Regions from separate parts of the Mus musculus genome. Here region 1 is linked to region 2. A link is a contact called in ENCODE Hi-C or POLR2A ChIA-PET data. All regions are on one chromosome and are shown on one strand. Each heading gives the region's core, a stretch centred on a gene start or an enhancer-like site at or near the end of the contact. The rest is flanking DNA. Distances are from core to core; before and after follow the strand shown.

Region 1 (5,192 bases), core at 623-3,122, 49 kb before region 2:
CTGCTGGATGCTTCGCGTGTATGGAATTGTCCGTGTAAGATTTCATGTCTGGCTTTCATTCAGCATGTTTTAGAATTAACGTTGTAAAGATCTACTCAGGCTGTGGTATAGTGCCAGGATTCCTTTTGTCTGGCTGTTTGCTTGTTTGGGGTTTGTTTCTTTGAGACACGTTCCTGCTAGGTAACCTTGGCTGCCTTGAACCATCCTGTCCCTTCATTCCTTTTTATAGCTCAGTAATTCCATTGTGTGGGTAGGCTGCAATGTTTATTCATTTACTAGCTGATGGACATCTAAGCTGTTGCTACTTTTTGGCTGTCATGGCAAGTGCTGCTATGAACATTCATTTACAAGTGTTTATATGAGTTCATGTCTTCAATTCCTTGGGGCATATGCCTGGGGTGGAATCGCTCAGTCATCAGGTAACTATTTTTAACTTTTTTGAGGAGCTGTCAGACCTTTGCAAAGTGGTTGAGTGATTTATTATTATTATTTTTTTTAACATTTCCACCAGCCAGCAGACCTTTGCCAAGACTTGATGTTGGACCATTTTCTTGTCTGTGGCCGAACTAATGAATGTGAAGTGGTGTGTCATGGTGGTTTTACTTGCGGGTTCATAATGACTCATGCCTTTAGCTGCTTCTTCCGTGCTTGCTGGCCAGGTCAAGGAGCTTTAGGAAGGTGTGGCCAGGTATGGGGTAGCGCAAGCTCTAGAACAGCAGCCTGGGGGTTCCTGTGGATATGTGGTTTTGAGGGGCAAAGAGCGAATGGCTGGCAGAGTCTCAGCAAAGGTGTGGGCTTCCTGGAGAGAGCTGAGACTTGGGCTGAGCTTGGAAGATGATCTTCAGCCTCCCCTCTTCCTCCCATCTACTAGGGGGACTCCTTGTTGACTGTGACCAGAGAGTAAAGAGCTGCTCTATAAGTTATGAGGTTGGCTAATGGCTGGTCCTTGAGTGTTGAGTGCTGGCCTCTTGCTGAAGTTGCTTGTGAGATTGTCTATAGTCCTGTGGGATAATCCCCCCTTTATCATTACTACCAGAGACACACAGAGAGCATCTTTTCTACAACAAATACTACTGAGAAAGGATTCTCTTTCTCATCCTCTCTCCTCCCTCCTCTCCCCTCCTTTCTTTTGGGTAAGTTTTCATTCCCTCTCTAAGCCTGTACCAAACGGTGTCTGGGCACACATGGAATAGATAACTCATTACTACAGCCAGGTTGCAGAGAAGGTTTCAGACTGGATGTATAGTCAGATACCAGCCTTTACTAGATCTGCCTGATGAGAGGCCTATTCTCCTTGAAGCTATCATGCTTTATTTGGATATCACCCACAGGCCAGTAACTCACTTGAAGCAAGCTTTCCAGAAAACCCCTGTCTCCCCTAAACGAGAGAGAGAGAGAGAGAGAGAGAGAGACAGAGAGAGACAGAGAGAGACAGAGAGACAGAGACAGAGAGAGACAGAGAGACAGAGCGAGCAGGGTAGGGTAGTGGATTCTCCCTGACCATATCCCATGAGCTCTGAAATGATGGAGCCATGGCTGAAGTTCATTCTCTCCTACTCTCTATGGGTCAGTTGTCAGTCTGTAAGTTCCACTTCTGTTTCCAGTAAGGCAGTGCTTGTCCATTCCCTCTTCAGAGATGTCTAGGTATGCCTTCTGCAAAGCTGGACTTCCCAGTTTGCTCCTTGCCAGGCCACCGCTTTCCACATCAGTCACAGCATGGAGGTGGGTGGTGTGAGGAAGGGCAGTTCTTTCAGCCTGTGTCTGCTGCCAGAACAAGTCAGGAAAATGTCTCTGCAGAGGAAGCAGGCTGACGCTGGAATGTCCTGATCCAGCACATGAAGTCCGTCGTCGTCGTTGTCGTCGTCGGTCGGGGCCCCTGAGGGAATCTGGAAAGTGCCCAGCTGTTTTTCTGCAGTTGGCCATGGGGAAAGGCCCTGACACAGCTGTGTGCCTTCCTCTGCACTTCATGTCGGGGTGCAGATGCATCTTTGTACATGCCTGTCCTGGGAATGGTGGCCTTTGGTTTTAGCATTGGGTCTCTCGCTCCACTCTTCTTTCAGAGAGGGTTCCACACAGCCTAGGTTGGCTTCAGGCTTGCTCTATAGCTCAGCGTGTTTGTAAACTCTGGATCCTTCCGCCTCTCCTCTCTCTCTGAAGTGCTTGGATTTCAGACGTGTGACGTCACACCCAGAACTTCACGCACGCGCAGCTAAGTTCCTTACTACCTGAGCTACATTGCCAGCCCAGCGTCTCCCCTTTTGGTCATGTAGTGGCTCATCTGAGTCCTAGTCATTCAAGATTTCGAGGGAGCAGGGTACCCATCAGGTCAGGCTATTGAGATGCTGGGAGAGGATATCTCTGCTGCGCTTTCTCTTCTCAGGAACCCTCACTGTGCTTGTGAGATAGAGACAGTATGACCCTTGCTTCCGCACTAGTTGCTTCCCCACTGGCACGTTGAGATCCCAAGGAGCTAGTAGCCCTCCTTGGCTAGTAGCCTCGGCCATATATGCTGCCCCTTGGGGGATGAAATACATCTGTCTTGATTAACTGCTTTTAATTCTTTGTTATTTGAGGATAAAATCTTGGGGAAACTGAGGAGACTGGATTAATGTCTGAGAGAACTTTGGTTTGCAGCGGGTTCTAGAGGATGGGACCTGTCAGGACACCTCATACCATGCATAACTGCCAAGCAAGAGGCTTGTAGGAACCGGTGTCCTGATAACGTGTTGCTAATCCTTTGGCAACTGGGAGTTGGACTCTGCTGGGAAAGTCTTGGCATGAGATATTTGTTTGGTTTATTAATTCATCAATTCACTGAACATGCACTGGACCAGGCACAGACCTGGCTGAGGGTCATCTTGTTCCCTGAAGGCTTCTCTGGAGAGGAAGGTGGAGAGAAGTGACAGATTGCTTTCCCCATAATTCTGTCTTGCTTTGCCAGAGAGGTTTTTTCCAACAGCCTTCCATTTCAGGTGGCACCCTGATGTCCACAGCTTGCCGTCCTGTGAAGGTGACCCCAAGTGGCTCAAGGAGTTGTCCTGAAATTACAGTGAGTCGGCGCACCCAGCTCAGTATCCTGTCACTGTGCTGACACCCTTCACACTAGGAGACAAACAGCTGTCGGAGTGGAAACTGTTTCATCGTCATTAGAAGCAAAGACTCTAGACTCCAAGATAATGAATGCCGTTTCTGGAACTGAGAGGATCCTCCTATGTTGGCAAGCAGCAACGTTTCTAAGAAACAGAGGCAGGTTTTCAGAGAGATGTTTGAAGGTTGAGCTGCCTGGCCCTGGTGTTCCTAGGTCATATACTATGAGTTCCTAGGTCACATAGCCTTCTTAAATATGGCACTGGGCTTCCTTGTCCAGCTGGAGGAAGTAGCATGCAAGGCTGCTTGCATGTGTGAGACTATATCTATATCTATGCATATATTATGTCTACTGTACATACTAATTAATAATTCATTTTTGTTATTTGTATTGCCTGCAACTTAAAAGGCATTTCCGCCTTCCTATTTTGACATTTCAAGCAGAAGTGTCTTAGCCCCACCCCCTTTTTAACTGATTCAGGGAATGTATTCTGGCAACAATAGTTGCTACTGACCACCTGCAGCGCAGCAGCCGTTCTTAGGGCTATGGAAAGGGACAGGAGTTCTAGCTGCAGCACTAGAACATTCTTATGTGCTGTCATGAAACTTTCGAACAGCATGTGAAATAGATCCCCTCTCTTGGTTTAATCCCTGGAAGACCAAGTTTGTACCATTTTTGAGAAGTAGAAGGGCAAAGGATGCCAAAGGAAGCGTCAGTTACCCATGTTTTCCCAGAAGGTCTACTTCACAGCAGGCCCTTGAAGGAACTTACTGTAAATTTACTTGTTTATGTATTTAATTTTGAAACAAGGATTTTTTTAGAAAATTATTCAGTCTGGCTACATAGGCAAGGACTATGAGTTCAACTTTAGATCCTCCTTCCCAAGTGCCAGGTGCAGAGGTCCTATGTCTAGCCTGAGGCTACTCTTATTAAGCGAGCTTTGAAAATTGGAACACCCAGTTCATAAAGGTGAAACTGGTAAGGGGAGAGGCAGATACTCTGGTACGTCAGCCGGCATATTCCAGAGCCTCTTCCTTCTGCGCTTCCACTTGCAGGTTGAGAACTTCCTAATTGCAAACCTTCCCATCTGCCTGTGGTCACCCAGCTTTAGATAGGAGCAGACTTGAAATAACAAACCTCTACTGCCATCTCCTTCTGGATGGAGCAGCACTGTGCTAGGCAGAATGACACACGCTCCCACAATGAGCAGTTTCTTTAGGCTGTGGCCTTGTGGGTCCACTTAGAGCCTCTTCCTTTCTGTGTGTTTGATAGCCTCTTGTTCCACCTCAAAACCTGATGCTGCTGTTCTCTAGCTCCCCAGAGCTACTCCATCCAGCCACGTGCATCGCTTTTCTGTTTTATGGTAGCTTCTCCTTTTGTAGGTAGGCACAACTAAAGGTTCACCTGTGTGGCTTGCATCAGAAGACAGTGCTCAGCTTGGGATGGCGTCTTGTTAGCATCTGCCACCTAGTGTGTAGGAATGAATGGATCTGGCCAAACAGAAGATAATCGGATCTCTAGTCCATCCATGTTTCTTCAGTGTGAAGGGTTCTCTTTAGACATGTTCTACGTGAACAAGCAGGGTGAAGGGTTGGGTTTCATTTCTCATTAGCCCTGCAGATATGCAAGAATGTCGTGCCTAGGATTTATGAACTGCAGCTACACGGGGGGGGGGGGGTGTGGGGGGGGAGGGTGGGATGTGCAGGTGAGTTTTCCTGTGGGACCAGGTGTGCTTTGCATGATTCTTTGGAAGATCTAAAGGAGGGATTCGTCTCTTTGTTTCTTATCATGCCATTCCTATATAGTCTGTGCTTGGCTTTAAGTAGACGGTATTGAATGCTGCTTAGACATATACCTCATTTCTTTTGATTCTGGGATTCCTTTGATTACAGAATGCATTATTGATGTCTTAACAGTGCTGGCAGAGAAAGCAGAAGTCAGAATGCATCGGCAGGAATGTGCTTTCTATTCCAGGCATGCTAACCTGTGAAAATATGGCCATTGGAGAATGGAGGTGTAACATGGTTACGAAGAATACAGCCAAGCTGGGTGGCTGGGTGGTGGCTGCTGTCAGGACCAGGCATAAGCTTGTGTGAGGCTGGTC
Region 2 (4,729 bases), core at 1,595-4,094:
CGACTTAGGATGTCTTAGGCCCTGTTAAGTACTTTATATTTCTTAGCTTGTTCATTCTTGTAGATGGACCCTATCATTGTGTTGTGTCCTGTGTGTATGTGTGTGTGTGTGTCTGTCCCAAAACTCAGAGAAGTAAATCACTTTAATAAGGTCCGATAGCTGATATGTGGCAGCGATGTGAGCCCATGTCATTTGCATTTGAAAATCCACTCTTACATAAATCAACGCTCCTTTCTGGGAATGGGATCATTAGAAGTTACCCAGCTTAAAACATCCTTCTTTATAAGAGCTTTGGTTCTAAGAACTCACTTGTGTGTGTGTGTGTGTGTGTGTGTGTGTGTGTGTATGTGTGTGTGTGTATGTGTGTGTGTGTGTGTGTGTATGTGTGTGTGTGTGTGTGTGTATGTGTGTGTGTGTGTCTGTGTCTAGGTACGTATGTGCCATGTGTGTATGTGGTCAGAGGACAGTTTGAGGATGCTGTTCTCTCCTCTTACCATGGGTTCCATGGATTGAACCCAGGTTGTCAGAGTTGGTGGCAAGGCCTTAACTCTCTGGACCATCTCATGGTGGGCCTCAGTGATTTGTTTCTGATCCTGACTGGAATTGATCCTACTTGGCATTCTTGTTCACTTAATTTCCAAAATCCAGACTGATCACTATGGGGTCTGTCCTCTTACAAGAGTAAGCAAATCTTCCAAACACTACTTACTCCTACATCTGAGATCCCAGATTCTGGAGGTTATAGAGTAGTCCTTCCTTCCCCTCACCTCCTTCCATCATCCAGGTATCCAGGTAACTAATTTAGAGATATCTGAGTTGTAGGATGACAGGCGATGCATTTATAGCCACGCTTCACACAAGAAATGTTCAAAGAGAATTCACTCTGTGTCAACACCTTTAGCCGAATCTTTTCCCATTTCTTCTAACAATCTGATTACCCTAATTTGACACACGAGAAAACAAGGCCAGGGACAGAGTGGAGAAACTCGAGTTCCAGGAACTTGAAGCATTTTGCCTTTGCTGGTTCCAGGAGAGATTGGATGAGTGCGGTGGTTGGCTGAAGTTGTGGCTCAGAGCAGCAATGGGGTTCCAGGCTTAGAGAGCACCTTTGGCTGCTCACCTCCCACTCCCTAGGTTTGGATCGCTGTCAGTCCTCTTGCAAGCAAGCTTCTTTGGTTCCAAAGTAGATGGGAGAGCGAGCCTTGTGAGTAGAAATATGACTCGGAGTCAATTCCCAGGTGACGGTGGTCAGCAGTGCTAATGGTGTCCATAGGAACAAGCTTGTCCTGTTCTTGGTGCTTCACTTCCAGGACACAAAGCATCCTTGCAGGCTGAGTAGCTTGCTGCTCTGGACAGTGCTTAGCAGAATGAGAGAGGCCTAGGGTAATAAACAGTCTTTGAGGGGGATTATAATGACGACAGCGTAGACGGCGCTTGCTTTATATAAGCCGGGTTCACAGAAGCTCGAGTCTGTGTGCACGTGTCTTTTTCTGGCTTTGGAGAGGATAAGTGTGTATTTCTGGGTAGTTCCCTGTAAAGAAACCCAGCCTTTCAGCTTTGCCCACGCCAGACTCTATTTGCTTTTAGATATCCAGGAATGGCGTTCGGGGTATTTGAGAAAAAGGGAGGTGCAGATGGTTTTGCACCAGGGCATGGTTTCAAATTTAAAGAGGATTATGGTCCATGAACCCCAGAGATGGTGGGTTGAGGTGCGAAGCTTTGAAATTCTAATTGCAGACCAGTCTAAGGAGGTATATGCTTACCAGAGCACAATATCTCATTGTTCATATAGTCCCCTCTTGGCTGGAGGAGGCAGGGGAGGGGCAGATACATAACATAATCTTCGGAGGAAACTGAAACAGCAATTGGTGGCGGCAGTTTGGGCTCTCCGGTGAATTCAGAAAGAAATCCCTGGCTGTTTACCACTGCTGAGCTTGGAATAATCTTGACTCGTTCATCTGCAGAGCCAGGTGTGGGAGCAAACCGGCTGGAGCTGGGAGGGCTCTGTGTGGTGGTCATTTTTGACACGCCTTACCCTCTTATTTGATAAACTCATGCCACCCAAACCCAAGGTATCTGAATTAGGAGAGAAAGCTGTGGAATTCAGGGTCTCTGGGAACAGACACACTTATTAGCTAAGTCTAGGCTCTGAACAACAGTTCATTTTTACTGTTTATGTCACACACACAGAGGAGTGCTGCCAGCTCAGTAGACAGGGCAGGTACTAGATGACAACTGGGGTGTGGGGGGTGGGACCAGACTGGCTCACAGCCCTGAGGAAGACAAATCCTTTCAGAGGGAAGCCCCAGTGCTCACTGATTTTTCTCGCTGATTTGCTCTCAGTACTTTATAGGGGAGCATGGGATTTCTGAGGCGCAGGGAGCTTAATTAGGCCAAGCTAGTGAGGGTCATATTTGTTCCAACTTACAGAATTTTCCAGATGCTGTGAGAAATGAGCTAGGATTCTCTTCTGGAATGTTCATTCTCCAAATGCTACATCTTGCAGCCCTGGCAACCAGTGAGCCTGCCCTTGTGGGGTGGTCAGCTGCCAGTCTCCTCCTGCCTTATTTTCTCCCTGAGAGCTAAACCCTCCATGTCTCCCAAACCAAACTTTTAAAGTACTGAGGAGAGAAAGTACTCTTGTTTATGTTTAACCTCTTTATTCACTAGTTTTTTTTAAAAGGTCAGTTTGCCAGGGATGTGTTTCTTTATGCTCATTCCCTTAGCAAGTTCTTCCTGTAGTAGGCGGAGACACTTCCCTGCCTTGGAGAGCACTGGTAGGAACCGCAGTGGAGGCACAGTGCACACCCAATTCGGTCAAGCCAGGAAGAGAAACAGCACACATTTTAACCCATTTTTTCCTATGCAGAGAGCAAGTCCTCATCCATGAACTCAGCCTCCTCCATGAGGGTCCCTGTCTTCTACTTTCATGGGAGGCAGTTAGGGGTCCAAGATTCCCAGCCAACAGGGTATCGAGTGGTGTATCCATTCTATTCTGCACACTTTGACTGAGCCTTCTCTGACCATGGTTTATGTATGGCTCTGTCATTTTCTCCTACTCCTCCTCTGTATTGCCTATTTGTCTGGTCCTCTGCTGCAAAGCAAATTCCAAGACAGCAGGAATGTGGCCCTTGCCGACATCACTCATCTCAGAATTTGTCAGCTTGTGAGGCGAACCTTTTCCTCTTGACATGCAGTCTTCTCCTCCCTCCCTGCCGGTCCTCACTCAAGACAAGCCCTCTCCGTGGGTCCCTGAGCCACACGACCCACACGCGGCCAGAAAGGCCAGCGAACACAACCTCTAGCTAGCTATATCGGACGGTATGCAGGCAGGTCTGAGTGGGCCACAGGGCTTGCCTTCCAAAGCAGGCTTTAATGGAGGCCAGTCATACGCTTTCAAGGGCTCCTGGAGGCCAATCCCAAGGACTAGGTGGGTTTTGTTGATACCATTCTCAAAATCTTCCAGTCGGTGGTGAGAAATTAGATGGGTATGTTGGACTAACAACAGTAGACATCTTGCTGGGGCTGAATTGGTACTTTTCTCAGAAGAAAGTCAGTTCCTGCTTAGCAGTGAAGAGCATTTGCACCTGAGAAATACTTTTTGCATCTCCGGATGCTCGGCGGTCCTCTGGGGTAGGGGAAGAAAAAAAAAAAACCAAATACATCTGGACAGATGAAAGTATTTTAAAACAACCCTTCCTGTCTCTGCACAAGGCACAGCATTGGCGTTCAGAGGGCAGCAGGGCTGCGCCCCCATCCCTCGGTCCGCGCAGAAGGGAGACGGCTTTCCGGGCCTCGCTTCCTGCACCCACTCGGGACTAAAAAAGAACACGAACAACTTTTTTTTTTTTTTTTTTTTTGGTCCCTCTCTTGCAAAAACGCTCGCGTAACCAGCTCGCTGAAGTAACCGCTCCGGGGGCGGCCGGGTGTGTGTGTGTGTGCGTGGGGCGCGGTTCCGGAGCCCCACGGGCACGAGCACCAGCGCCGGCGGCTGCGAGGTGGGGGCCGCGCGAGGGCCGGGCGGCGGGGGGGGGGGGTAAGTGGAGAGAGAGGGGCGGGCGGGGCGTGCGGGGCGCGTGCGCAGAGCACTTCCGTGTTTGTCCCCGTGACTGGCGCGGGCGCGCCGCCCGCCGCTCCGCGGGAGCGAGCGCCCCAGTCGGTCGAGCCTCGCCGCTTGTCAGCGCCACCGGAGCGGTCCGTTCCGCCCAGCCCCGCCCCTCCCCGTCGCGCCCCGCCCCGCCCCGCCCCGCCGCCCCTTGCGTGCGCTCGGGGAGGCGCGTCCCCGGCCGCCTGCGCGCGCCGCTTGCAGTTTGAAGGGCGCTGCGCCGCTCGCTCCGCTCCTCTCCGCTCCACTCCTCGCGCGCCAGGCCGGGCGCCGCGGCGGGTCGGGCTGCGCGCGTGGCGTTCATGAGCCGCCCGGCGGCCCCGGGAGCCTGCGCCGTGACTCACGCCCGCCCCCGCTTGTGTCTCGTCCCTCCCGCGGCAGGATGCCGGACCAGATCTCCGTGTCCGAGTTCATCGCCGAGACCACCGAGGACTACAACTCGCCCACCACGTCCAGCTTCACCACGCGGCTGCACAACTGCAGGAACACCGTCACGCTGCTGGAGGAGGTAGGCGGCGGCCTGGCAGCTGGGTGGGCTGGGGCCCTGGGGAGCCCGGCGACTCGGGGAGCCACACCCCCTCCGGCAGCCCCCGGCCCCTGTGGTCCTCCTTGGCAGCCCTTTCC

Evidence for each region. A loop is a pair of places that touch in the nucleus more often than their neighbours do. ChIA-PET counts read pairs that join two places held with the same protein, here RNA polymerase II (POLR2A).
Region 1: a map of heart shows a loop between it and region 2 (2.3-fold over the local background). The contact joins the enhancer-like site here to the promoter of 1700010G06Rik in region 2. A Hi-C loop is called at or near these places in 3 of 37 maps with a recorded cell type or tissue (all heart). POLR2A ChIA-PET finds 5 or more read pairs at or near these places in 1 of 5 experiments (Patski).

Annotation. Positions count from the first base shown.
Region 1 is chr15:64,359,464-64,364,655 of GRCm38, reverse strand. All of the region lies in intron 1 of Asap1 (ArfGAP with SH3 domain, ankyrin repeat and PH domain1), which reads left to right. Among named protein-coding and RNA genes, the nearest start is that of Asap1, 21 kb to the left of the region's middle. Within about 2 kb of position 1,872, at least 2 of the 3 ENCODE cell types and tissues checked have a DNase peak (open chromatin) inside an H3K27ac peak, as active enhancers do.
Region 2 is chr15:64,312,233-64,316,961 of GRCm38, reverse strand. 1700010G06Rik (a long non-coding RNA gene) reads right to left here and starts at 2,844. Exons shown (of 2, transcript XR_003951590.1): 1 at 2,429-2,844; 2 at 1-2,004. Asap1 (ArfGAP with SH3 domain, ankyrin repeat and PH domain1) reads left to right here. Exons shown (of 31, transcript NM_010026.3): 3 at 4,487-4,613.